Linked DNA regions of Mus musculus: regions 1 and 3 are each linked to region 2. A link is a loop called in an ENCODE intact Hi-C map of the cell type or tissue named here. Cell type or tissue: heart. All regions are shown on one strand.

The links. Hi-C counts contacts between places; a loop is a spot of excess contacts. Peaks named below come from ENCODE experiments on the same cell type or tissue, not always from the same donor. Only the 100,000 strongest peaks of a DNase experiment are listed, where the experiment ranks them.
Region 1: it touches region 2 in a loop (3-fold over the local background); 2 of 42 quality-filtered maps call a loop at or near these places.
Region 3: a loop joins it to region 2, with 3 times the contacts of the local background. A loop is called at or near these places in 3 of 42 quality-filtered maps.

Annotation. Positions count from the first base shown.
Region 1 is chr11:69,912,486-69,920,485 of GRCm38, reverse strand. It overlaps Neurl4 (neuralized E3 ubiquitin protein ligase 4), which reads right to left. Exons shown (of 29, transcript NM_001013414.3): 29 at 6,662-7,359. The coding sequence ends at 7,155. Gps2 (G protein pathway suppressor 2) reads right to left here and starts at 6,466. Exons shown (of 10, transcript NM_019726.5): 1 at 6,053-6,466; 2 at 5,625-5,734; 3 at 5,441-5,553; 4 at 5,268-5,347; 5 at 5,096-5,178; 6 at 4,702-4,855; 7 at 4,532-4,621; 8 at 4,374-4,453; 9 at 4,193-4,288; 10 at 3,892-4,066. The coding sequence starts at 6,146. The coding sequence ends at 3,983. Eif5a (eukaryotic translation initiation factor 5A) reads left to right here. Exons shown (of 6, transcript NM_181582.4): 2 at 1,150-1,335; 3 at 2,465-2,569; 4 at 2,758-2,889; 5 at 2,985-3,058; 6 at 3,145-3,774. The coding sequence starts at 1,171. The coding sequence ends at 3,047. In heart, a CTCF peak has its summit at 4,572; DNase peaks (open chromatin) are centred at 725, 6,515, 7,085, 7,375 and 1 weaker place; H3K4me3 peaks cover 5,569 bases; H3K27ac peaks cover 4,157 bases.
Region 2 is chr11:69,096,824-69,104,823 of GRCm38, reverse strand. It overlaps Per1 (period circadian clock 1), which reads right to left and starts at 5,875. Exons shown (of 23, transcript NM_011065.5): 1 at 5,816-5,875; 2 at 3,908-4,315; 3 at 3,721-3,819; 4 at 3,474-3,628; 5 at 3,252-3,373; 6 at 2,948-3,149; 7 at 2,786-2,837; 8 at 2,518-2,660; 9 at 2,072-2,150; 10 at 1,893-1,999; 11 at 1,567-1,720; 12 at 1,363-1,471; 13 at 1,144-1,275; 14 at 877-982; 3 more. The coding sequence starts at 4,182. In heart, a CTCF peak has its summit at 4,835 (motif pointing right); DNase peaks (open chromatin) are centred at 4,733, 5,423, 5,983, 7,733 and 9 weaker places; H3K4me3 peaks cover 4,936 bases; H3K27ac peaks cover 4,663 bases.
Region 3 is chr11:69,393,785-69,401,784 of GRCm38, reverse strand. It overlaps Cyb5d1 (cytochrome b5 domain containing 1), which reads left to right and starts at 6,439. Exons shown (of 4, transcript NM_001045525.2): 1 at 6,439-6,651; 2 at 6,737-6,813; 3 at 6,939-7,157; 4 at 7,917-8,000. The coding sequence starts at 6,492. Naa38 (N(alpha)-acetyltransferase 38, NatC auxiliary subunit) reads right to left here and starts at 5,994. Exons shown (of 3, transcript NM_030083.2): 1 at 5,813-5,994; 2 at 5,425-5,608; 3 at 5,114-5,265. The coding sequence starts at 5,893. The coding sequence ends at 5,153. Tmem88 (transmembrane protein 88) reads left to right here and starts at 3,551. Exons shown (of 2, transcript NM_025915.4): 1 at 3,551-3,769; 2 at 3,904-5,269. The coding sequence starts at 3,560. The coding sequence ends at 4,173. Kdm6b (KDM1 lysine (K)-specific demethylase 6B) reads left to right here. Exons shown (of 24, transcript NM_001017426.2): 17 at 1-26; 18 at 122-270; 19 at 408-522; 20 at 605-792; 21 at 937-1,078; 22 at 1,463-1,589; 23 at 1,675-1,845; 24 at 1,936-3,277. The coding sequence ends at 1,959. In heart, CTCF peaks have their summits at 400 (motif pointing left) and 4,060; DNase peaks (open chromatin) are centred at 344, 4,834, 5,694, 5,994 and 8 weaker places; H3K4me3 peaks cover 5,777 bases; H3K27ac peaks cover 5,778 bases.

The sequences.
Region 1 (8,000 bases), 820 kb before region 2:
GATTTTGGCGTGCGGGAGAGACCCTACCCTTGGGTCTCACTCATCCCGCAGGGCCCGTTGCAGGCATATGTTAGTGTTCCCCAGCCTCATGGGCCTCTGGAGCTCATCCCTCAGTCTTCATATGAAGTGAGACGTCCAGCCAGATGTAAGTGGTACTGCTTTGCTGGGGAAACCGGGAAAAGTGGGGAAACTGAGGGCGATTGGACTGATGCCCAACTCTTTCTCGGCCCATGCCGACAGCGCCTGAAAGTAGTGAGCTTCTAGTTCCCCTGCGGTGATCTTCGATCTTCACCATGCCAGTGCCTTCCCTGTCGTGTTTTGTTTGGGAGTTACTGTGTTTTAAAGTCCTTTACTCTGCCAGCCTAGTACGATTTCTATTACTACTACGAATCTTTTGCTTTCATTTTATTGTCATTCACCACCCCTCACTTTCTACTGACTGTACAGGCTGGGCCTGAAAAGCCGACAGGACTGGTGCATCCTGGGAAAAGTGGGAGGGCCATCGACAAAAGGCTGAGTTCCCTTCGGGAACTGAGATCGAAATGTTTGGCAGTGGGATCCTTTAGGAAACTACTTTCTCTCCCTTGACTGCATCTGCAAGTGCACGTTGGAGGCGGGAATCCCCCAAAGAGGCCTTGTGGTTTCCTGTACCAATGACTGGCTTGTGTGTGGACAGGGTGGGGGGGTGGTGTAACAACTGGGTGGGGCCTTGTCCTCCGTCTCCACCCCTCCATTAGCCCCGCCCTTCAGCTGGCTCATTGCTGCTCACCTAATTATAGTCCTGGCAGAGTGTGGGGAAGAGGGGGTGGTTGGTTTCAGTGGCGAGTAACACCTGAGTCCTACTCGCTCCCGGGAAGTAGCCCTTTCCTCATCTCTGGGATTTGGCATCCCAACTCCCAGGAGGCTTCCTTTCCCTAGCCACAACTTTAGATGTCATTGTGGGGGCCCAGGGGATCCCCAGCTGTTTTACCCCCAATACTCAAGCTCTTCAATATGTTTGACTCCAGTTTCAAAGCAGGAAATGCAACTTTATTTAGGTGGGTAATGAATGAAGGGGAAGTGGATCAGTGTTTTAGGGAGGAATGGGATAGATCAGCGATCTCATTTAACCTCCATCGTTACTGACCCTAGTTCTCTTCTTGGCTTTAGTTGGAATCGAAGCCTCTTAAAATGGCAGATGATTTGGACTTCGAGACAGGAGATGCAGGGGCCTCAGCCACCTTCCCAATGCAGTGCTCAGCATTACGTAAGAATGGTTTTGTGGTGCTCAAAGGCCGGCCATGTAAGATCGTCGAGATGTCTACTTCGAAGACTGGCAAGCATGGCCATGCCAAGGTTAGAATCACCTCTCAACATCTTGCCTTCCCTGCAGCTCCCACACCCCTAGGACTCTGGGCAGTGAACTGTTGGCTCTAGTCTTGACCCCTTTTGCTGTTTTCCTTTTGTTCAGCACCCAGTTTTTTGCTCCAATTTAAAACTAAACTGTTCCCAGTTTCTTCTGTAGGGTACCTGTCATGCTATGTTTTTTTCCTCCCTCTTTGTGCTAGTTTTCTTTTGGTTTGTATATTCAGTTTCTTATTCTTGACCTTGGGCTCCTTGTCCAGGATTTCTCCAGTCAAGGACCCCTCCTCCCAAGGCAGCATTCTTGGGGTGCTCCAGTCTGCATTCTCTAATCACTGCTGCTGCTCCTTCAAATTCTGGCTTCCCCTTTGGGGTTGTGATAAATCTCAATGTCCTCTACCTTCTGCTGACTGTCCACTGTTCTTTGGTTTACTTAAGACGGCATTCTTTCTCTTAGCTTAGACTTTCTGACTAGTTGAAATTTTTGTGTTATATTTCCTATCCTTTGTTGACATTAAATATAAGGCGTGCTCCTCTTCTGTTTTCCTTGCATACTGACTGCACAGTCCCTCTGCTCTTCTCCTGGGTTATCGTCTTCAGATCTTTTACATTCCTTTGCTTCATTTTCTCAGCCTATTCCACTTGTCCACGTTTGTCCAAGAAACTTTTCCCCAGATACTTCCCCAATAAAATAAAACGGTCTCATGTACTCCAGGGTACCGTCAAACTTGAACTTCCTTCCACCTCTACCTCTCTAGTGCTGGGATTACAGGCATGTGTCACCATGATTGGCTTATGTGTTAGGCATCGGACCCAACGCCCTGTGCTGCTGGGCAAGTGTTGTGAGCAGTTGGGTGATATCCTCAGGTCTTGCCAGTCAGTTTTTGAGACTTGATGTAAATGAGTTCCCTGAGACTGACTTCCCTCACTTGCTAACCTTCAGATGTGATCTTTTAAGACCTTGAAGACTTTAGTATATCTTTCTCACTTGGTTCATTTATAATTCCTTAATCTTTACCCATAACATGGCACGCTCACCTCTCAGGCAGTAAGTGACACAGACATTTGTCTCATACTTCAAAAATTGATTTGTTGGGTTTCTCTTTATGATATATGTACACAGGTCCATCTGGTTGGCATTGACATTTTTACTGGGAAGAAATATGAAGATATCTGCCCGTCAACTCATAATATGGATGTCCCCAACATCAAACGGAATGACTTCCAGGTATGTTATTAGGATGAAGATGATTGGTGGCTTAGAAGAGTGTGTATGTGGGGGCGGTGTTGACTGCACCTTGTGGGGAAAGAGGGAGCTGGTAAAGGCTGTGGAGTGAAGGAAGTTGCTGTCACTGTAGTTGGTCTGTCCATTCTCTTATACTTAACCTACTTGTACCTGCTTTTAACTTCTCCCAGCTGATTGGCATCCAGGATGGGTACCTATCCCTGCTCCAGGACAGTGGGGAGGTACGAGAGGACCTTCGTCTGCCTGAAGGAGACCTTGGCAAGGAGATTGAGCAGAAGTATGACTGTGGAGAAGAGATCCTGGTACGATGCCCCCTCCTTGCTTTGTATGCTGCTTTGATCCTTAATTCGAAGTCTTTCAGTTAAGGCATCTCTGGACTGTCATTTTGCTTTTCCAGATCACAGTGCTGTCTGCCATGACAGAGGAGGCAGCTGTTGCAATCAAGGCCATGGCAAAATAACCGGCTTCCAGGTGAGAGAACGCACCCCCCACTGTCCCCACACTTACTGTTGAAGTTACATCCTATATCTTAAACATGATTTCTTTCTCTTGCCCAGGGTGGCGGTGGTGGCAGCAGTGATCCATGAGCCTACAGAGGCCCCTCCCCCAGCCAGGTTCTGCTCTGGCTGGGCCCTTGGCTGGACTCCTATTCAAATTTATTTGACGTTTTATTTTGGTTTTCCTCACCCCCTCAAACTGTCGGGGAGACCCTGCCCTTCACCTAGCTCCCTTGGCCAGGAATGAGGGAGCCATGGCCTTGGTGAAACTCCCTGCCTCTTCTCTCGCAGCCCTGATGGGGGAAAGGGAGTTGGGTACTGCTTGTGGTTTAGGTTCCCCTCTCCTTTTTTTCTTTTTAATTCAATTTGGAATCAGAAAGCTGGATTCTGGTAAATGGTCTTGTGCCCTTTATCCTACTCATCCCCGATCTGGTCCCCTGTTCTCCATAGTCCTTCACCCCCAAGCACCACTGTACAGACTGGGGACCAGCCCCTTCCCTGCCTGTGTCTCTTCCCAAACCCCTGTAGGGGTGGTGAGAAGAGGAGGGGGGGAGGGGACACGATCCCTCCTCAGGCATCTGGGAAGGCCTTGCCCCCACGGGCTTTACCCTTTCCTGTGGGCTCTCTCCCTGACACATTTGTTAAAAATCAAACCTGAATAAAACTACAAGTTTAATATGAAGCCCCCAACTCAGTTGTTTATTTGTTGATTGAAAGGTACTTTTAGAATCTAGAAATGCTGAGACTTCATAGTAGCCTTTGTGGTTTAGGCAGTTGGATAGGAAGCAAATAAACAGCACTCAGGCATGATGGTGGGTACATTTTGTACATTTTATTGGTTTGGGGCACATAAGACCCCAGCCTGAGGGATGGAGGGTGGGCTGGAGCTCTCTGGTGGTTACTTGTGATAGAATCTTGGGTTCTGGCTGTGTTGGATGAAAGGGAGTCGGGGGCCAGGTTGGCTGGTGGTGGCAAAGCCTGACTGGTAATGATAAGAGTTTTATCAGTGGGTAGGTATTCCAGCACTCAGCACAAGGGGGAGGGGACAGTTACAGTAAGAGGTTAGTCTTTCCCTGGTAGTATATGTAGGTTTGATTGCCAGCCTTACCTTCCCTGCTGCTTGTATCTGTACGGGAAGCTGGGGGGAAGCCAGGAGTCCAGGGGCTGGATGCAGAGCTTGGGGGTGCATGGGCCGCAGAGAAGACTAGGAGACAAAGCTGACCTTAAAGGGAGGCATCCTGGGGCTCCCCTCATCTTAGCACCTTGGCCTCCCAGGACTCCATACTCACTGAGTCCGAGAAGCTGGTCTGCTGGTTGGCATGCTCCATCTGTTTCTGCAAAGAGAGGGTACTGCCGGGCTGGAGGAACCCTGAGGGGAGGAGAGTTTGAAATGAGCAGGTGGCAGTAGGACTCCTGAAGGTAGGGCTCCTGCCCAGGGGGATCTCACCTGTCTGAGTGGGCTGAAAGTGGCCATGCACTGCATAGGGTTGTGGCTGTGGCTGAGATAGGTACTGCACTGCAGGAAATGCTGATGGGGCTGAGGAAGGTGGGAGATGATCTGTTAGGGTTTGATGCTCTTGCTCTTCTTGCCCCTAGTCTGAGGAGAACAACACTCACCTCTGAGCTGCTGGCTAGGACTATAGGCTGGTTGTGTTGGCCCATAATGAGGTGGGGGCTGAGCAGTCCCATAAGCACCCCCTGGACTGCCTTGGAATTGTCCATGTTCTGGGGTTCCTGCAAAAGCAGCTGCTGATCCCACGTAGTGCCGGGTCTAAGGGGAAATGAAAGCTCACTGCTTAGGAAAAACCCCATATGTATATATATATGCCTTTACGCTCAGCTCCTACATACACATGCTTGGTATATTTGTTCTTGAATGATTGGGATTAACAGTACTGATCCACAGAAGGAGGAGACATGGAGTTAGGATCAGATTTCAAGACTAGTCTTGGCTAGTAACTTAAAAAGCCAGCCTGAAGAGTTAAAAAAAATCAAAAAACCTTTCCCTCACCGTAAGCACTTGTGGTCCAAACATCTGCTTGGCTCTGTCAGCTGCCATCAGAGTACCTGGGCGATTGTGTCCTCCAGGGCTCCCTAGAAAGGGGGAGAGGTTTCACGATGCTAAAATAGGCAGCGACCTCCTGGAGAACTCCCCTGTTAGGCGGTTTCCTCAGTCCTCTCACCCTGCATGCTGAGGAGGTGGGTTCCTGTATGAACCGTCAGGCTCTGCTGGTATGCAGCTGATGTCAGAGTGGTTAAGTCACTGGAGTGGAAGGAAGACAGGTCAGTTAGCCTCTTGCTATTAGATTGTCACCTGTGCCACTGCACAATTTTACTTTTAGCCATCTCATCACACCTCTGTTCCTTTCGCCTCCGTTTTTCTTCCTCATGCAAAACTTTCTTGAGCTGCAAGAAAAGCTGGTGCTTCTCCTCCTGTAGAGCAGAAAGCTTCTCCTGCAGCTTCAGGATCTGGAAGAGGGACGAGCAGCTAAAGCAGGGAAAAGAAGGCATCGAGAAACAAGTGTGGAGAGGCTACTTACCTGTTCCTTGGTCTCCTCTAGTGACATTCTCTCTTCCATTTCCTTTTTCTTTCTTCTCTCCTGCTCTTCTTTCATCTTCTGTTCCATCATCTTGTCCACCTCTTCCTCCTCTGAAGAATCAGAACGGGGAAGTGGCAAGGCGGTGTGAATAAGCTGAGCGTTAGACTGAAGACCAGCAAAAACCAGTTACTCCATCACAGCCACAGGGAGAACTTGGCTTCATTAGGTGCTCTCCAAGGTCCTTCCCAGCCCAGGGTTCTGGTCTGGAACTTAGACTGGGCCTCTTCACTCACACCCCGAAGGCGCCGCTGCCTCCCTCTTAGCCTCGCCAGCAGGCGCACAGCTGGGCCCGTGGATGGGGGCAAGTTCGTGGGTAGCAGGGCCACCCTGAGCCGAGTGTCTGTCCTCCCGCTCTGGCCCAGGCTCACCCTGCCGTTTGCGCTCCCGCTCCATCATGATGTGCCGGTGCAGAGCCCTGGCCATAGCGTTGGAAAGCTTGGGGCGCTCCAGGAGTGCGGGCATGATGCTGTTGGTGACGCTTGGGCAGTGGGCACCCGACTCTCACTGACTGCCAGACCTCAGGCGGGGCCTGCAGGGAAGTGGGAGCTTAGAGAGACTGCGACGCGCCGAAGCGGAAGCCCGTCCGCCGCCCGCTCGCCACTTCGATCACGTGTCCCGGGCACCAGCGTCCCTCCGGGGTCTCTGCCTCAGCGCCGGGGCGCGTGCGAGGGTCTTAGGCTCCGCGCCCCCGCCCCTCCCTCGTAGCCCTGGCGCCAACCCCCGCAACCCGCCTTGTCGGCGCTTTCTCCGAGGCCTTCGGCGCGCCTTGGCCTCTACGTCATATCCGGCGGCCAGGATAAATCCTTCCGGAGTCACGACGGCAAACGGCACAGCCGATTGGAGGAAAGGGAAGGCGGAAGCGCTTAGAGACGGGTGCCGGGATGTCCAAACTCCATGTGGATTTACAGAGCGGCCTGGGATGATAAAGCCCCTAGAACTCTTCACTCGCGAGGCCGCGGGAGACAGAGGCGGAGGCAGATGCTCTGAAGACAGTATTTATTGGCTCCTTAGAAATCAGAGTCAGTAACAACTGTACAGAGGCCCACAGCGTCCTCGGGCAGCCCTTCCTTTTACCCACTCCCTCCCCATGGCGCCCAGTGGCCACGGAAAAAGCAGCTTCATGTGGGCACAGAGAGACTCCTTTGGGATTCACAGTAACCAGAAACAAAAACGGAAATAAATTAAGTGATATGGGGGAGGGTAATAATAGGGAGTCATGTTCCCCAAGTCAGTGCATGAAGGGGGGACCCCGAGACGAGCTGGGCTCCCTCTCAGCAGAGGGAGTGTGCTGGGCCCTGAATGTAGAGATGTGCTTCACACCTGCTCTAAATCAAAGCCTGCCTACGTGCTCCTCCTTGCCAGGACAGCACTGGACATGCTCTCAGTCACGGGAATGAGGTGGAGGCAGTCGTCATTCAAGAGTCCTGGGCTTGAGGCCCGGCTGTGCTTGGAGTAGTGGTATGTCACCCCTTATTCCACTCGTACCAGCAGGGCATAGAGGAGTGTGGCTCCCTTCTCCTTAGTGACCCACTCAAGTTCCGATGGGCTGAAGTGCTGGTCAGGAAGTTCTCTGAGGGCCGCAGAGGGAGGGCCAGGAGTATAGGAGCCAGGGCGCACACACACCTGAAAGGCCACCTGAGCCTGGTGTGTCCGCTGGGATTTTGGGTCCCGGAATCTGTTAGCCAAGCAGAAACGAGAGAAGAGTAAGGCTCCCAAGGTCCATGACTGCTAATTCTGCCCCCTCCACCCAGGCCTTGCTGTTTTCTGGGAAATACTGTTCACCGTGACTGGCTTAGCACCAACTATTGTGTATGTAGTACTCTCCTCCCCTGGCCTGCTCAGCTAACTCCTCCCCAGCACTCTTCATGTGTTTATTTACCCTGGCACTCTAGTTCACGTCTTCCAAACACTCCAAGTGCACTTCTCATCTACTTCACCCACTTTTGGGAGACAGTATAGGGTCTCTACCAGGCTGGAGTCAACCTCCCTATAAAGGAAGGACAACCTTAAACTTCCGACCCACTGACCCTGCCACTTAGTGTTAGGACTCCAGGAATTTGTTACAATGCGCAAGCACAGTTTAGGTAGTACAAGGGGTCAAACCCATTGCCTGGTGCAGGATATTTTGAAAGACTTGGTATCCATACACATTCAGAAAAACAGGCCTACAGATGCACTCATCTAATCCACACTCAGCATGGAGATGGAACCAGGAACTGAGTGTTCAAGGCCGGCTTCAGATACAAACCAAACATGAATGTGAGGCCAGCTTGGACTACTTGACATCCTGTTTTAAGAAAAACAAAAACAAAAACA
Region 2 (8,000 bases):
ACGCCCATACCCGACTCCGGGGGCTTCTTGTCTCCCACATGGACGATGGTGGAGCTGAAGCTACACTGACTGGTGACGGACACCACGCTCTCTGCCTTATTGGCCAGGGCGAGCGGGCTCAGGGTGCCTCCCACCACTGGCTCCTTCCGAGGAGTTGCCCCCTCCCCAGACAGCATTGCTGACGACGGATCTGTGCGGAGAGACGGCACTGGTTACCACCCCTGCCCCTGGGAGAGGGAATCCCAGGGAGGAGTGGGGAAGGGTTGGCTAGAGGGAGGAACCTGGAGATCAGGAGGCAGGAAAGGAGGGCAGGGAGAGCAGGGGAGCCCTAAGGCAGAAGTGTAAGGGCCTGGGACAGGCCGGGGCAGGGCAAGGGGAGCCCGGCATGCACTGGGTCTTTACCTTTCTTGGCCCCCACAGGAACTGGACCTGCCCTCTGCTTGTCATCATCAGAGGCTGAAGAGGCAGTGTAGGAGGAGGAGGAGGCACATTTACGCTTGGTTGTACTGGGAATGTTGCAGCTCTCCAAATACCTGGGGGTGGATGGAGCAAAGGGGTTAAGGGCAGGGCCTGGGCCGGCAAAGCTAGGCCGAGGAGAAGGTGATGGCAGACAGGCCTTACCTGAGGATGCTGTCCAGGCAGTTGATCTGCTGGTAGGAACAGCCAGAGGTTTCTTTCCTCTCTGGCTCCTCAGGGGCCAAGGCTAACGAGGCTTGGTCAGGAACTGGGGCCACCTCCAGTTCGGGGTTTGGGGACTGGCAGGGAAGGACTTTGGCTTTGAATGTACCTGTAGCTGGGGTAAAAGAAAAAGAGTAAATGGGTTGGGAATGAAGGCCAGGAGAACCTCATCCCTGGTCTATGGTGGTACCTACTCACCAAGGAGGCGGGGCCGGGGTGGGGGCTTGGCCCGAGATTCAATGAAGAGCTGTTGTCCCTGGTGCTTTACCAGATGCACATCCTTACAGATCTGCTGGAAAGTCACCTGTGGGACAGTAGAACACTGGGCAGCATTGGGGTGGCAGTGCCAGGAGCCCGGGGGTCAGGAAGACCAAGGAGGCTGGGTGGGAGTAGCACGAGGGACTGGCAATGATGATGCACAATGGAATGGACAACAGGAAAGGCGCCGTGGAAGCCGTTACTCACTGGAGCAGGAGGCCCAGGCCCCTCAGCGTCCCCCCCATTGCTATCACTGGAGGAGCCAGGGCTGTGTAGAGGACCAGGGGACATCAGAGGGCCAACTCCACAGAGCCCCGTGGGGCTGGAGCTGTGCACAGGCTACAGAAAGGAGAAGGATGGATTGGTTAGTTTCTACAGCCTCTTCCTGACTGACCGCTTCACTCCTGAGCCCTCCTCAACTCTTACCTGCAGCAGCAATCGATGGATCTGCTCTGAGAGCTCCTGGATATCAGAGTCCAGGGACGGAGCTGGGCTGGGGGCTGGGGGAGTGAAGACGTCCTCATTCAGGGGTGCCCTGTGGGGTTGTAAAGGAGAACTCAGTCCTTTCCCTACCCATGCCATGTCCATACCACCCACCCCAACACCAGCGTGGAGACACAGTTCCCTTACGTGCGCACTTTATGGCGACCCAACACGAAAGCCACCTTGCGGCTCCAGGGGTGCACAAAACCGGCCCAGCTGGTGTCCATGGTGACATATTCCCCGTTCCGAGCACAGAAGCGAATAGGGGAATGGTCAAAGGGCTGGCCTGCCAGCTGCAGTACTGTGGGCGCAGGAAAGAAAGTGGGTATCAGTGAATGGGAGAGCCGAATAAAGCAGAGAAAGACATACACAGAGATATCCAAGAGACCACGGCATCGAGAGACACCATCACAACAACAGTTAAGGAGTCCTGGGGACGGGCTGGAAGGGCGAGCAGGACCAGGAGAACTCACTCTTCTTATGAATGGCCAGCATGAGGGGTCGGTCCTCAGGATGTAGAAAGAGAAGTACTGGAGCCCCCAGGAGATCCTGGGGAAGGTAACCCAGCAGTGGGGCAGCCCTGAAATTGGAGCAAATGTCAGACCTAGGCCTTGGCCCTGGCTACCCACCCTCATCCAAGTCTTTGCCTTACCTTTCATCTACATCCTGGAAGAGGCAGCTTGGTGTGTGTCGGGTGGTGAAGATCCTCTTGTCAGGAGGGATCCGGGGAGCTGCGGCAGAGAACACATAGGTCGCACCCGTGATGTCCAGCTCCTCCGCCCTCCCTCCTCTCTGCCTCCAGTCTGGTTGCCTGGCACTCTCCCTCCCAGCTCAGACCTGGCTTTATGGCCCACAGAGACTGAGTCATCTGGTGACTCACACCAGAGATGACACTGAGAGTCACTTTCTCACTTGTCACAGCTCAGGGACCTCATCCAACCCTACCTCGGAGCAGGGTCTGAGCCCTCTGCCTTATAATACTTTTCTAACCCTAAGGACTCAGCTAGTGCCTCCCAAACTCTCATCTTGACCTTCACCCCATCCTAGAGGGAACCCTTCCTCCCATCAGCCCCCAGGCCCAGGCCCTAGCCTATCCACCTTCATAACCAGAGTGGATGCGCTCGGCAATGAGTAGGCAGCACGGCTGTGCAGGGGCTCCATCTGAGACCCGAATCTTGGTCACATATGGGGTTAGGCGGAATGGCTGGTACCGAGGCCCTGGATCCCGGTCAGGACCTCCTCTGGCAAGGGAGAGACGAATATTAGAGGTTTCCAGGGGAAAGCTGCCCCACCCCCTTCTCACAGACCACATTACAGATAGCAGGGACGAGTAGGAGAGAGGCCTGCTCCTACACCCCCTCCTTACCTGATTCGGCAGAAGACAGACTTTTCCTGGGTGAAGTCCTTGAGACCTGAACCTAAAGCAGAAGGGAATGGAAGTGACCAGAGCGCCATCTCTGTCCTGAGCCAAGAAGAGCCCACAACATGAGAGCTTCCAGTCCTCTCCACAGGGACGAGGGCACTATACCTGCAGAGGTGCCAGTGCCCCAGGTGGGCAGTCGAGATGGTGTAGTAGAGCCATAGAAGACACCCACATCCTGGGGAGCCAGGAGCTCTGAGAAGCGGGCACCCCGAAACACATCCCGTTTGCAACGCAGCAGGACACCTGCCTGCTCCGAAATATAGACAATCCGGCCTGTCAGGAAGGACACAGCCACAGAGAAGGTGTCCTAGAATGAGACCAAGACCGGGGGAAGACTTAGGAGCTGTAGGAATGGGGGGTGGGGGGGCGGGGAGGGGGGTTAGAACTGAGGACCCAAGCTGTAACTGACCTGGTTTCGAAGTGTGTATTCGGATGTGATATGCTCCAATTCCTCCAGGGTGTAAGTAGACATGTCCATGGCACAAGGCTCACCCTCCTCCAGACTCCACTGCTGGTAATATTCCTGGTTAGCTGTAGGAGAAGGGAATCCAAGCCATATTCAGTTAGGAGAAAGGCCCCTACAGTAGTCCAAGTCCTGGCCAGACCCTGCCAGGAAGCACAACTCACTCACCCTGAACCTGCTTGACACAGGCCAGAGCGTACTGCAGTGTGGCCAAGGTCCCAGAGCGGCCCTTGCCCCGACGCTCTGGTGGCAGTCGAAGTTTGAGCTCCCGAAGTGCAGTCATGAGTTCTTTCTGGGTCCTGGCTCGAGCTGACTGTTCACTGCTGCAGGACCCACAGGAATGAAGGGGTAAAGATATTAGCCCCGAAGTCTGGCCCGGCCCCCAGGCATCTCCCTCAGCCCTCAGCCTACACACCTGCAGCCACTGGTAGATGGGTTGTCCTGCTCTGAGCTCGCACTCAGGAGGCTGTAGGCAATGGAGCTGCTGGGTGGGGATGGGCTCTGTGAGTTTGTACTAGAAAAGAAGGAACAGGCTAAGGTGAGGGAGGGCCACGTGGTCAGCAGCATCATGCCATCATACACACACATACACTCGTACACACCTCTTGCTGCTCTCAGTGGTCTCCAGCAGAGCTGAGTCCTTGCCATTGCCAGAAGAGGAACTATGAGAACTCCGCTGAGATGCGCCCCTGGACTCGGGTCCGTTGGACTCATTGCCACTTGAGCCATTGCTGTTTGCATCAGTGTCATCAGCCAGGCTGGGGCCTGGACAAGGCCGGTGCTGCGGGGCCCCAGGGGATGGGACTCCTCCAGGACAAAAAGGTTCTCCGGGCCTGGGGTCTCCTCCCCCATCGGCCCCTTCTAGGGGACCACTCATGTCTGGGCCATACAGTGGAGGACGAAACAGGGAAGGTGAAGAAGCCACCACGGGTGCACAACGGGGCTTTTGAGGTCTGGATAAAGGAGGTAGGACGCCTGTCTCTGAGGGCTGACTAATTTAATCACGACACCTAGAAAAAGAAACCAAAAAGGAATGTTTAGCAAAAGCTGAGCTATTAACCCCACAGCATCTGCTGGCTACACCCAGTCCTTCCTCTGCCTGCCCCTCACTGTTGTGACTCAGGCCTGGGGCTTGCAATAGAAATATGTTCTATTTCCTTAGGGGGACCTAAGGATACCACAGGTAGAAAGGCAGCTCTCGTAGGCCATCTCTTACACCCCTTGCCAGTGTGGAATGAGTACAGCCTGAACAATCGACTAGAACAGTAGCTGAGGGTCAAAGCTTGCAGGTTTCCTATGCCCAAATTCTCATCAGGTCCCCACCTGGTCTGGGACTCTGAGGCCTCGGAGCAGGGGGTGAGCTGATCGCCTCCTATATTTAGGCTTCCGGGCTAATTTTATCCGGGGGCGGTGCCACCCCCGCTGCACATGCGCGCCGATGTGCCTGGCCCCACCACGCGCTTCCGCCACAGCCGCGGTCGCCAGGGAAACCGACGTCAGCCGCTGAGCTCAGCGGTTGCTGGAGGGACCACAGGAGGGCAGGAACGACTCCTCCCCCAATCCCCATCTTCGTGGAAGTGGGAAACAGACCCAGTCCTATACTGGCCAACACACCCTCATACTGGCTAACAAGGTTCAGGGCAGCGGGGAGGAGAAGAACACCCACCATAACAAATTCCCAGGGCCCAAAGAGCCTAGGAGCCATGTGAAGAGTAACAAACTAGAGGAACTCCAGGAGCAAGTCCTAGCTTCCCCACTCGGCCTCTGCTCTTTGTGGAAACGCCCCCATCCTCGCTCTTGCCTCGAACATTATTCTGATCAAGACACTGCTTTTCTTTCTCAAGCCCCTGCCCACTCCCAAACACCAGGACTGGAGTTACCACTTGCCATAGGCAACGACTCAGGCATCTTCCTTCGTCCCTTACTTTTCTAGTTAACCCTACTACCACATAGATAGGGGACACACAACAACCAGCATATATAGTTTTTCCTCTACTCCCTGTCTAACCACACCCCCATCCCAAGTATTTTCTGAGCGCCAGGAGAAAAGGGAAGGAAGGCTGTGGCCAACAGCAAGAACTAGCGCTGAGAACAGGATGTTCCAGCCTGAAGCGGTTGACATCACGACCGGCACGAGGCCAGGAATTGGAGGGAGGAAGACAGGGAGCGCAGAAGCCTGAAGGGGGTCTTTGGGCTAGGGCAAACCCATGGACTCCCGAGTGTCGAGCAATGTGTAAAGGGGTCGTGTTCGCTAAAGGTCTCTTAGGTTCAGGATGGCTGCTCTGGAGGAGCAGAGGAGGAGATTAGGTGAACGAATAACAAACGCAGACAACCCGTGACGGGTTGAGTTGAACACCTAGGGCCCAGGGGCGGGGAAGGGTGGATAGTGACAGGAAAGGCAGATTATTGTTTTGCTCTCTGAGAGCTGAAAGCGACCCATCACGTTGGAAGTAGTGGCGGCCAAGCTCCGGGACAAAGACTAACCCTAGGATTGCAGCAGGGATCCCTACCTGGCCGTTCGAGCGCCCTCCATCCGCTTGCCGTTTCGGCCCGCAACCCAGAAGCTCCGCGAGGCTGGGAGGCGGGTTGCATAATGCCAGGCCCTGCCCCTCATTGGCCTTCTGCCCGAAGAGCCGCAGGCCCCGCCCCCGGTTGGCTAAGGATCTCTTCCTGGCATCTGATTGGCTACTGGCCCCCACTGAGGTCAGGGCTGTGTCACACACATCCCTGCACGTGGACTTGGGTGCTGGTGCTGGGCTGAAGGGCCTCAGACACCGCTCAGTCAGCCAATGCGATCAGGATGTCTCACACCGTCAATAATGAAAGGGAAGTGAGGGAGGGAAACTACCCCTTTTCAGGGAGGATACCTGGGCCACAGGAAGTGCTCAAGAGAAACCTACTTCCTAAACTGACCAGCTTGGCAGAACAAGACACCTGTCCTGGTGCCGGGTGAATGAAATGTCTGCTACCCAAGGGAAGTGGGAGAGAGAAAAACCTAGACTGACATTCCCTGGCCTCTCCCCAGCCTTGTTATAAAGAATCCAACCCTTTCCTCTGACCCTTCAGATCCTGAGAGAAGGGCAATTGAGGGCCCACGTGTCGTTAAGGGGTGAGTGGGTGATGGAAGGATACGGACAAACGGAAAGGACAGGGAAAGCCAATGGCTACTGTGAAAGGAAACAAAAGCAGGTGCTTCACTAGCCAATCAGAGAAAAGGTCTCCAGGAAGCCTACTTGGTGACTAGTGCTGCCTCTGCAGAGGATGCAGCCACCCACATTTAGGGCTGCCCCAAAAGTGGGGACCAGGAAGCCAGTACTACAAAAGGGGCAGCAGAGAGGGCAGTTGCAGCAGTAGGCAGAAAAAGGATGGGTGGCTGGGTGGCAAGGGCTTTTTATTGGGCTTTTTATTCCTGCTGCTTAGAATACAAAAGCCAAGGTTCATGAACCCAGCAGCAAGCCCATCTGTCTCATTTACTGTATTCTCAGCAGTAAGGTAAGTACGTCTCAGCGTCAGGACTGACAGTAGATGCTCGGTAAACAGGATGGCTCTGTTTCTATTAAGGATAGGTAGGGGAGAGAGAGCCTCAGGAGAGGAGGCAACAAATTATGTTTTCAAAAGAAAAGTAGAGCATTGATTCATAAAAAGAGAATAGAGACTCGATTTTGGGGAGGGGGGGACAACATGCCAGTCTGGGTCCAGGAGAGCTACAGTGACAGAGTCCCCTTCCCTAGGCCTGGGCTGAGTAGTTCTCAGGCTTCCCTGCAAACGTAGGTGGCAAGTGAAGAGGCCAACACGCAGCGGCTGACATAATCAGCTGTTAAGTGCACGCCCCTCACTGTCACGTGGCTAAAGCTTTCCTTAACAATGGTGTTTCCCTTAGAGGAGGCGGGCGAGACAAGGTTCTATAGAAATGCTGGGACACAGACCTGTTATAAAATAACCCAGAAAAACAGAAGCAGGGAAACACAGAAAACAAAAGACACGGGAGGCTGAGTGCTCAGCTTCCTCCTCCTGAAAATGATGCTGCTCTCCTGCCCCCTCGTACTGCGTTGTGACCGTGTGCTGTCCTTTTTTTTTTTTCCAGACCCCTTTCTCTTTCCACAGCTCTCAAGGATTTAGGTGTGATTCCTCTGACCCAAGCAGCCATTGCTCGCCCACTTCCCTATCTGTCATTTACACAGACAAAAGGTTTCAGCACTCCAAACAGCCCCAACCTGATCCCAAGGCCCAGGCTGTCGGGCCTCATCAGTCCCCCACAGTAACCAGGCTCTGCTGCCGTCAATGGAGAAGCGGGGGCAGGAGAGGGAGGTGACGTCAAAGCGGAGGCAGGAGGCGGGGCGAGGCAGCTGGGGAATGTGGGGCAGGGAGGCTGGAGAGGCAGCGGTTTGGGAGGCGGCCAGCCCCAGAGGGCGGCGGCCAGCGCACTAGGGAACATCGTGTTCTCTTGGCTGATGGCCCAGGACATGCACACAGCCTTGGCGCCTCCCCCAACCCAACGACAGCGGTCCTGTACAAAAGCCAAAAATTCCTGGAGAGACAGTTAGGAGGAAGGGGGTCCCCCTCCCCCGCCCCCATGCCTGGTTCTCTTTGCGGGACCTACTTTTACCCTCCCTCAGCTGGGTCTTAAAACTCCTGGCATTGGCTTTTCCCCGTCACCAGACTGTACACGGTTGCTGGCCAGGTACCAAAGAGCTA
Region 3 (8,000 bases), 300 kb before region 2:
AACATCGACCTGTCTGATGCCAAGAGGTCAGTGAGGCTAGACCAGTGAAACTGGGATGCAACCCTGCTAGGTACTGGTCTGGGACACCCTCTTAATTTCGTCGGCATTCCTGTGTCCACAGGTGGAAGCCACAGCTACAGGAGCTGCTGAAACTGCCCGCCTTCATGCGGGTAACATCCACAGGCAACATGCTCAGCCACGTGGGCCACACCATCCTGGGCATGAACACCGTGCAGCTATACATGAAGGTCCCTGGCAGCCGAACGCCAGGTGTGCTTTCCACTGCGCATGCGTACTGTGCTGGCTGCGCGCACTCTTAGGCCTTAGCCAATGAGGGCAAAGGGCGTGGTTGTCGCTCCTTGCTCGCCTGCATCAGACCTTCTGTGACGTTCTATCTCCCTCTGCAGGCCACCAAGAGAATAACAATTTCTGCTCAGTCAACATCAACATTGGCCCTGGGGACTGCGAGTGGTTCGCGGTACATGAGCACTATTGGGAGACCATCAGCGCCTTCTGCGACCGGTGCGCATCACCCCTTGCAAGTCACCCTATCACCTCGGGTCCTTGGGTTTCCCACCTGACCCTGTGACTGCCCTCTCCACAGGCATGGTGTGGACTACTTGACTGGTTCCTGGTGGCCAATCTTGGATGACCTCTATGCGTCCAATATTCCTGTTTACCGCTTCGTGCAGCGCCCTGGAGACCTTGTGTGGATTAATGCAGGGACTGTACATTGGGTGCAGGCTACCGGCTGGTGCAACAACATTGCCTGGAACGTGGGGCCCCTCACCGGTAAGAGGCTGGGGTCGGGTCATCATGGGGTACGTATGAGGAGCGAACCCTGGAGGGGAAAACTGGGTCTGGAGAATCAGAGTCTGAGGGAAGAAGGGGCCGGGGGCTGGTTGAGACCCCTGCATGACTTCCTCTGGCCTACAGCCTATCAGTACCAGCTGGCCCTGGAGCGATATGAGTGGAACGAGGTGAAGAACGTCAAGTCCATTGTGCCCATGATTCATGTGTCCTGGAACGTCGCTCGAACGGTCAAGATCAGCGATCCTGACTTGTTCAAGATGATCAAGTGAGACCCCTGTTTGGTTACCAGCCCGTCCCACCTGGCTTGTTCCCCACCCTTGTTCTTCCTGGCTCCCCATTCTTCCCCTGCGTCTGCAGCATGTCCTTAAGACCTTAAGTGTCACTGTGCTGGGGACATGACAGAAGCCCTGCTCTCATCTCATAGCCGTTGTTTCCTGTGGTCCAAACACACACACAAAACCTTGAAATGTCAAGTGTGACATATTCAAGACGGGAAATGCAACTCAGAAACGAAAAGAAAGGGAGGGTTGCCCAGGGAAGTCCGTGGGGCTAGGGTCTCTGGAGCTCCACCCCTGCCCATCTGCCATCCTCCAGCCTTGGCACCCCGCTGGAGCCTTGTCTCAACACCCACCCTTTGGGTCTTGCTCAGGTTCTGCCTCCTGCAGTCAATGAAGCACTGTCAGGTACAGCGGGAGAGCCTGGTGCGGGCAGGGAAGAAGATCGCTTACCAAGGCCGTGTCAAAGACGAGCCTGCCTACTACTGCAACGAATGCGACGTAAGTGTGCAAGCTCTTCCCCCTGCCTGGAAGAGACCTAACAGTAGTAGTGACTTCTTAGTGACAGCCGCTTTCTCCTGGCCAGGTGGAGGTGTTCAACATCCTGTTCGTTACAAGTGAGAATGGCAGCCGAAACACGTACCTGGTGCACTGCGAGGGCTGTGCGCGCCGTCGCAGCGCGGGCCTACAGGGCGTGGTGGTGCTAGAGCAGTACCGCACGGAGGAGCTGGCGCAGGCCTACGATGCCTTCACACTGGTGAGAGCGAGCGCCTGGGCTCCAGAGGGGGCGCGGGAGCGGCCGGTCCCCATCCGCCCACCACTGAAGCTGCCCACTTTCTCCCCGCAGGCTCCCGCCAGCACGTCTCGATGAGGCCGGACGCCCCGCTCGCCCGCCCACGCTGGGCGCGGCGGGGCCACCAGCACACGCCTGGGCTGGACCTAGGTCCCGCCTCTGGCCGGGAAGGGGGTCGGGCCCAGCCCTTCCACCCTATTGGCAGCTCCCCTCACTTAATTTATTAAGAAAAAAAAAATGTTTTTTTTTTAACAAATACGAGGAAAAAAAAAGGAAAAAAAATGGGAGACGGGGAGGGGGCTGGCAGCCTCTCGCCCACCAGCGCCTCCCCTCACCGACTTTGGCCTTTCTAGCAACAGACACAAGGACCAGGCTCCGGCGGCGGCGGGGGTCACATACGGGTTCCCTCAAGCCTGCCCGCCGCGCGCCCGCCCGCCGCCCGCCGGCGCAGACGTTCGCGGCTCGTTGTGTACATAGACGTTCGGCAGCCGAGGTTTTTAATGAGATTCTCTCTATGGGCTTTACCCCTACCCCTGGACCTCCTTTTTTTTTTTTTTTTTTTTTTTTTTTTTACTTCCAATGCTAGCTGTGATCCCTGTATATGTCTCTTGTTTATTCACTTGGTTATGATTCGTATTTTTGTTCTTTTTGTTTTTTGGTTTTTAATTTATAACAGTCCCACTCACCTCTATTTATTCATTTTTTTTTTCTCTTTTTTTGGGAAAACCCGACCTCTTACATCCCCAAGCCATCCCTCCTGCCTCTTTGGGAGGCCCACTCCTGGGCCTTCCCTGCGCCCCAGTATGTCCGGGCTTGGCCCGTCTGTCTCCGCCCGCCCGCGGCTCCAGCCGGGCTCTCATGGTGCTCAAACCTGCTCCCCTCCCCTACGTCCTGCACTTTCTTGGACCAGTACCCCCACTCCCGACCCAACCCCGACCCCACCTGAGGGTGAGCGACTCCTGTACTGTAGGGGAAGAAGTGGGAACTGAAATGGTATTTTGTAAAAAAAATAAATAAATAAAATAAAAAGTTTTAAAGAACTATGAGGAAAAGAAACCCTGTCCTCCCCAGCCTCGGCCATTTTAAAAACATTGGACACACACACACACACACACACACACACCTTTTTTAAGGCGTGAAACATCCCAGGGCAGGGCCTCTCTGGGGCAGGGACACCCTGGGGTGATTTTCTCTGGGGCTTTATTTTCATTTTCTTAGTTCGGTTTTTTTCCCCCCCGCTGGGGCTGCGGAGGGGTGGGGGGGTTTACAGTCCCGCCCCCTCGCACTGCACTGTCTCTCTGCCCCAGGGGCAGAGGGGGGCTTCCCATTCCTACCCTATTTTCGGTGATTTTTGTGTGAGAATATTATTAAAAATAAAAGCAGGAAAAAAAAAAAAGAGACCCTTGTGTTTTGATGATGGCTGTGAAGCATATCAGTTGAAGGGTCGAGGAGCTAAGGGGAGGGCGATGCAGCCTCCGGAGGTGGGGAGCCCCTCCTCAGAGGAGCCTGTGGAATGTCCAGACCCACAGTCTGCCCCTTAGGATGGGGATGCCTAATCCCAGAGCCGCATTCCAGGATAAGGTAGTGGGGGGCGGGGTGCAGAGAGACTGCCCCGGGGGAGGGGCAGGAAAGAGGGCTATAAGGACTGCAGTCGTGTGGGGCGGGAACCAACCAGGCCATGGCGGAGGTCCCCGGAGCCCAGCGCCCCGTTCTCGCTGGCGGCCCAGAGCCTCGGGATCCCCTAGATTGCTGGGCCTGTGCAGTGCTAGTAACGGCTCAGAATCTGCTGGTGGCTGTTTTCAATCTCCTCTTGCTGGCACTGGTGCTGGGGACCATCTTGCTACCTGCTGTCATCATGTTAGGCTTCGGCTTTCTCTGCCACTCCCAGGTAAGCATACCAAGGGGTATGCGTGAGTGGTGTGTGGGCGGCGGGGGTGGGGGGGTGTCTGAGCCACTGCATCCCCACTTGGGCTGTTTCCTCCTGGGCAGAGTGGCCCATTCTGATGTCTCTTATCCGCACAGTTTCTGCGCTCTCAGGCACCCCTTTGCACCTCGCATCTGCGGGACCCAGGCTTCACAGCCCTGTTGGTCACTGGATTCCTACTGCTCGTGCCGTTGCTTGTCCTTGCCCTGGCTACCTACCGCCGCCTCTGCCTGCGCCTCCGCCTGGCCGACTGCCTCGTGCCCTACAGCCGAGCCCTCTACAGGCGCCGGCGCATCCCACAGCCGAAGCAAATCCCAGTCTCACCAGGTTCTCGGTCTGTTCCCACACCGGGAAAGGTCTGGGTCTGAGGTGCTTAGAGTCAAGAATCCTGTCGATTGCCCTCCTGGTCTCTCAAGGACTTGAAACAAGCCCAGGGGTGTACTGCCCAAGCCGGTTCCTTACCGCGGCCTGAGCCGGATCCTACCATCCCTTTGATGGAACAGCTGAATGTGGACGTAGAGCTGGCGAAAATTCCCATGTCCCAGAAACGTCATTCACATTTGATTCCTGAACGTTTGGGCTGGACCCTGCACATCTTCTTTCCCTTCCCTATTGTAAATAAGAGAGCTGGACCTTGTGCCTTCCTTTGCTGGTGCAGCTCCTCCAAAATTTACAGGACTGAGGGACAGGGCTCACACAAATAAGAGAGAAGCCATCACAAATAATAAAAAAAAATTATAAAATGAATGCACTCTGTGAATACAGGGGTGGCACATATCCAATCGCTCCTGCACTGGGCTCAGGAGTAGGAAACGAATCCTCAAGACTACAAATGGGCAAATCAGAGAGCATCTCTCAGCATCCTGCCTTTTCCTTATCGCATTAGTCCATTCTTCCTGATCAGACCCCAGAGTTGTCTGGCCCTGACCCCAAAGTCACTTCCCCATTAATAGCGCAGAGAGGGCCTTGTTTCGGCTGCCTACCCAGCTCCCCTTGGGGACCCGAGCCCGTTCTCTGACCCCAGCTTAAAGGAACTGAGTGTTGCCAGGCCGGGGTGGGAAACAATGGATCTTCCGGGGCAGGATGACACCGCTTCCCGCTAGAAACTGAAGCAGGAGCGTGGGAGGGAAGATGGAGGGGCCCACCCTAGGGCCTGCTGCCTTAAGCTCCTAACTTGAGGGAGGGTTTGGTTCTTCTAGGCATTGGGGCAGGTTGAGGAAGCTCCTGAACTCTGATGAACCTCTAAGGGTGGGGTGTGCTAGCCCTCCCCTGACATTGGACCTACACACAGACACAGGCCACTTTGGTCATAGGGTTTAATGGTCTCAAAGAGAAGTGCAATTGTGGTCAGAGATACGGGCCCCCCGACAGACTCTCCCTTTGGACTTCAATAGAAACGATGTGGTGTCCTGGTACCATGGCCAGACCCAGCACACGGGGTTCGCCCGCAGAAAATGAATCTGGAAAAAAAAAAAAAAGTCAGTATCAGAACAGCAGGCAAACATCCGTCTCGCCCCCAGAAAATAAGGGGGTGCAGTAAGGCCTGCAAGAGGAAATGCCTTGCAGTGAATTTCCGCCGCATTCCCGAGGAGGTAGGTGTGTATTCCCTGGACACTGACCAGAAGGCTTGAGGAACTCTTGCGCAGAGCCCAGGATGACATTACAGTCGCGATCAGTGCACAGGAAGCAGCCGACTAGTGTCCTTCCATCTGTCATACGGATACGCATGGTCTTGTTGAGCAATGCCTCTAGTTGCTGCCGTGCACGCGTGGCCGGCGAGTCCTCCTGTTCCCCATCAGAGTCCTGCTAGGGCAGGACAAGCACTCAGACACCTAGGATCGGCAGCACGCCCAAGGAACCACAGTTCCCAGCTGCCCTCGCGGCGCTGCCAGAAGCCCGTGGGCTGCTGGGAATTGTAGTTCTCCTTTCCAACCTCGCCACCCCCTTTCCCCTCCCCGCCCGGTGTCGCTCCCCGACTGCTCGTCCAGAAACCAAGCCCACGCTAACCCCGGCGCTGGAGCTGCTCTGACGCCGACTGCAACAGCCATTCTCCTCTCGTAGTAGCATGGTCGGCCCAGCTCCGGCCATTGGCCCTGGGACCTCTTTTGGGCCTTAAACTTCCTAAGAGCGTTTTGGGGGATCGGCGCGTCAGATCTCGCGAGTGCTCCCAAGCGCTTTCGTGAGATCACAATTCCTCCTCGCCTCCGGTTCCGCCACTGCAGATCTCGCGAGATTTTATTTCATGCCAGGTCCCTACATGCCTACTGGGCTACGAGAAGAATATCGCGAGAACTTTACCTGCAATTGCTTAAACAGCTTTTAAACGCCTGAAATCTGGTGATTAAAAAACCCTCTATTCTAGTCTCCTCGTCGATACTTTCTGTTACCCCTAACTCATCTAGCCTACACTCCGTTATGAAACGGACTGTCTTCATTTCCTCTAAGAATGAATTCAACCACAGTAGGCTCGAAGCCGGAATCCGGAATGCTTCCGGTGGACACGCGCAGCCCAAACCCCGCCCTACTTACGTATAACTAACTACTGTGGCCGGTGGCCGGAAAGGGACAATGGTTTCCATGTCAGCGACAAACGCACTTCAGGTAGTTCTTGGACCTGATAGTTTTAAGATTGCGGAGGAGCGAGAAGGTAGCTGAGGGAGCCTGTGCCTCTTGTAGACCAGGAGCCATGCCGCGCCGGGGCCTAGTAGCCGGGCCAGACTTGGATAATTTTCAACGTCGGTATTTCACGCCGTCAGAAGTAGCGGAACACAACCAGCTCGAGGACCTATGGGTGTCTTACCTGGGATTTGTTTACAATCTAACACCGCTTGTCGAGGAATTCAAAGGTAAGGGACACACGGTAGGGAAGGGCTGGAGAGCTGGTTCTGGCCCTTGGGTGGCCGGCCATTGACGGCCTCTGTTTCTTTTTAGGGGACCTACTGTTGAAACCCATCCTGGAGGTCGCAGGCCAGGACATAAGTCACTGGTTTGATCCACAGACTAGAGACGTAAGTTCTGCTGGTATGGGGTCGGTGGAAGCGGCACTGGAGAGCAGAGGAGGGATGGCGGGGAATAACTCGAACTCGAAATAGTGATTGCTCCGATCCGTCTCTCCAAATCCTTGCTTTTGAAGATTCGCAAGCATATAGATCCACTCACTGGTTGCATGAGATACCGTACCCCGCGGGGCCGCTTCGTACATATCCCGCCGCCACTGCCCCGTTCAGATTGGGCCAATGATTTCGGAGTACCCTGGTGGAAGGGGGCAAATTACCAGGTGGGACGACTGTCTGCTCGGACCCGGAACATCCGTATTATTAACACTCTTGCAACGCAGGAGCACACACTGCAGGTGAGCTCTGGCGCCTGGGGACGTACTAGAGGAACCAGAAATCATTTCTGGGAGTTAACACGACAGAGGAAAGCAGATGGTCCTGGTACCCAGAGTTGGAAATTCCAGAAGTATGTTTGTATTACAGCTCCCTCAGTCTCCTTCATAGCTCTAGGCCAGCATCTTGGTGGTGGTCCTTGGAAGGGTTTATATGCTGTTATGGACCCATTGTAAATGAGAGACACCAGCTTTGACTCTATTGAGTCATTTATTTGTTAGAAGTGATAGGACTTGGTGTCTTTATAGTATGCTGTAGCATCAACTTTCCTTACCTGGGACTGTGGGATGCCTGAAGAGTGCTATCTGGTAATGGAGGCACTCTGATTCAAGCTCTGTCATTTCTGGTGACTGATTCTCTTCTTTTTTTTTTTTTTTTTTTTTTTTTTAAGATTTATTTATTTATTATATGTAAGTACACTGTAGCTGTCTTCAGACACTCCAGAAGAGGACGCCAGATCTTGTTAGGGATGGTTGTGAGCCACCATGTGGTTGCTGGGAATTGAACTCAGGACCTTCAGAAGAACAGTCGGGTGCTCTTATCTGTTGAGCCATCTCACCAGCCCCGACTGATTCTCTTCTATTATTATTATTCCCAGTTTCCTTAGAGCAAATCCTGAAAGATCTAGGTTTAAGGACCCTTCTGGCCTTTGGAGTGTGTGTGTGTATCTGTGTGTCTGTTCCAAGCAGAATTCTAGAGGTGGACACTTCTGTATTCTTCAGGTGGGGGCTCAGGAATCAATGTGGGAAATCCTACACCGCTATCTCCCCTATAATGCACATGCTGCCAGCTACACATGGAAATAC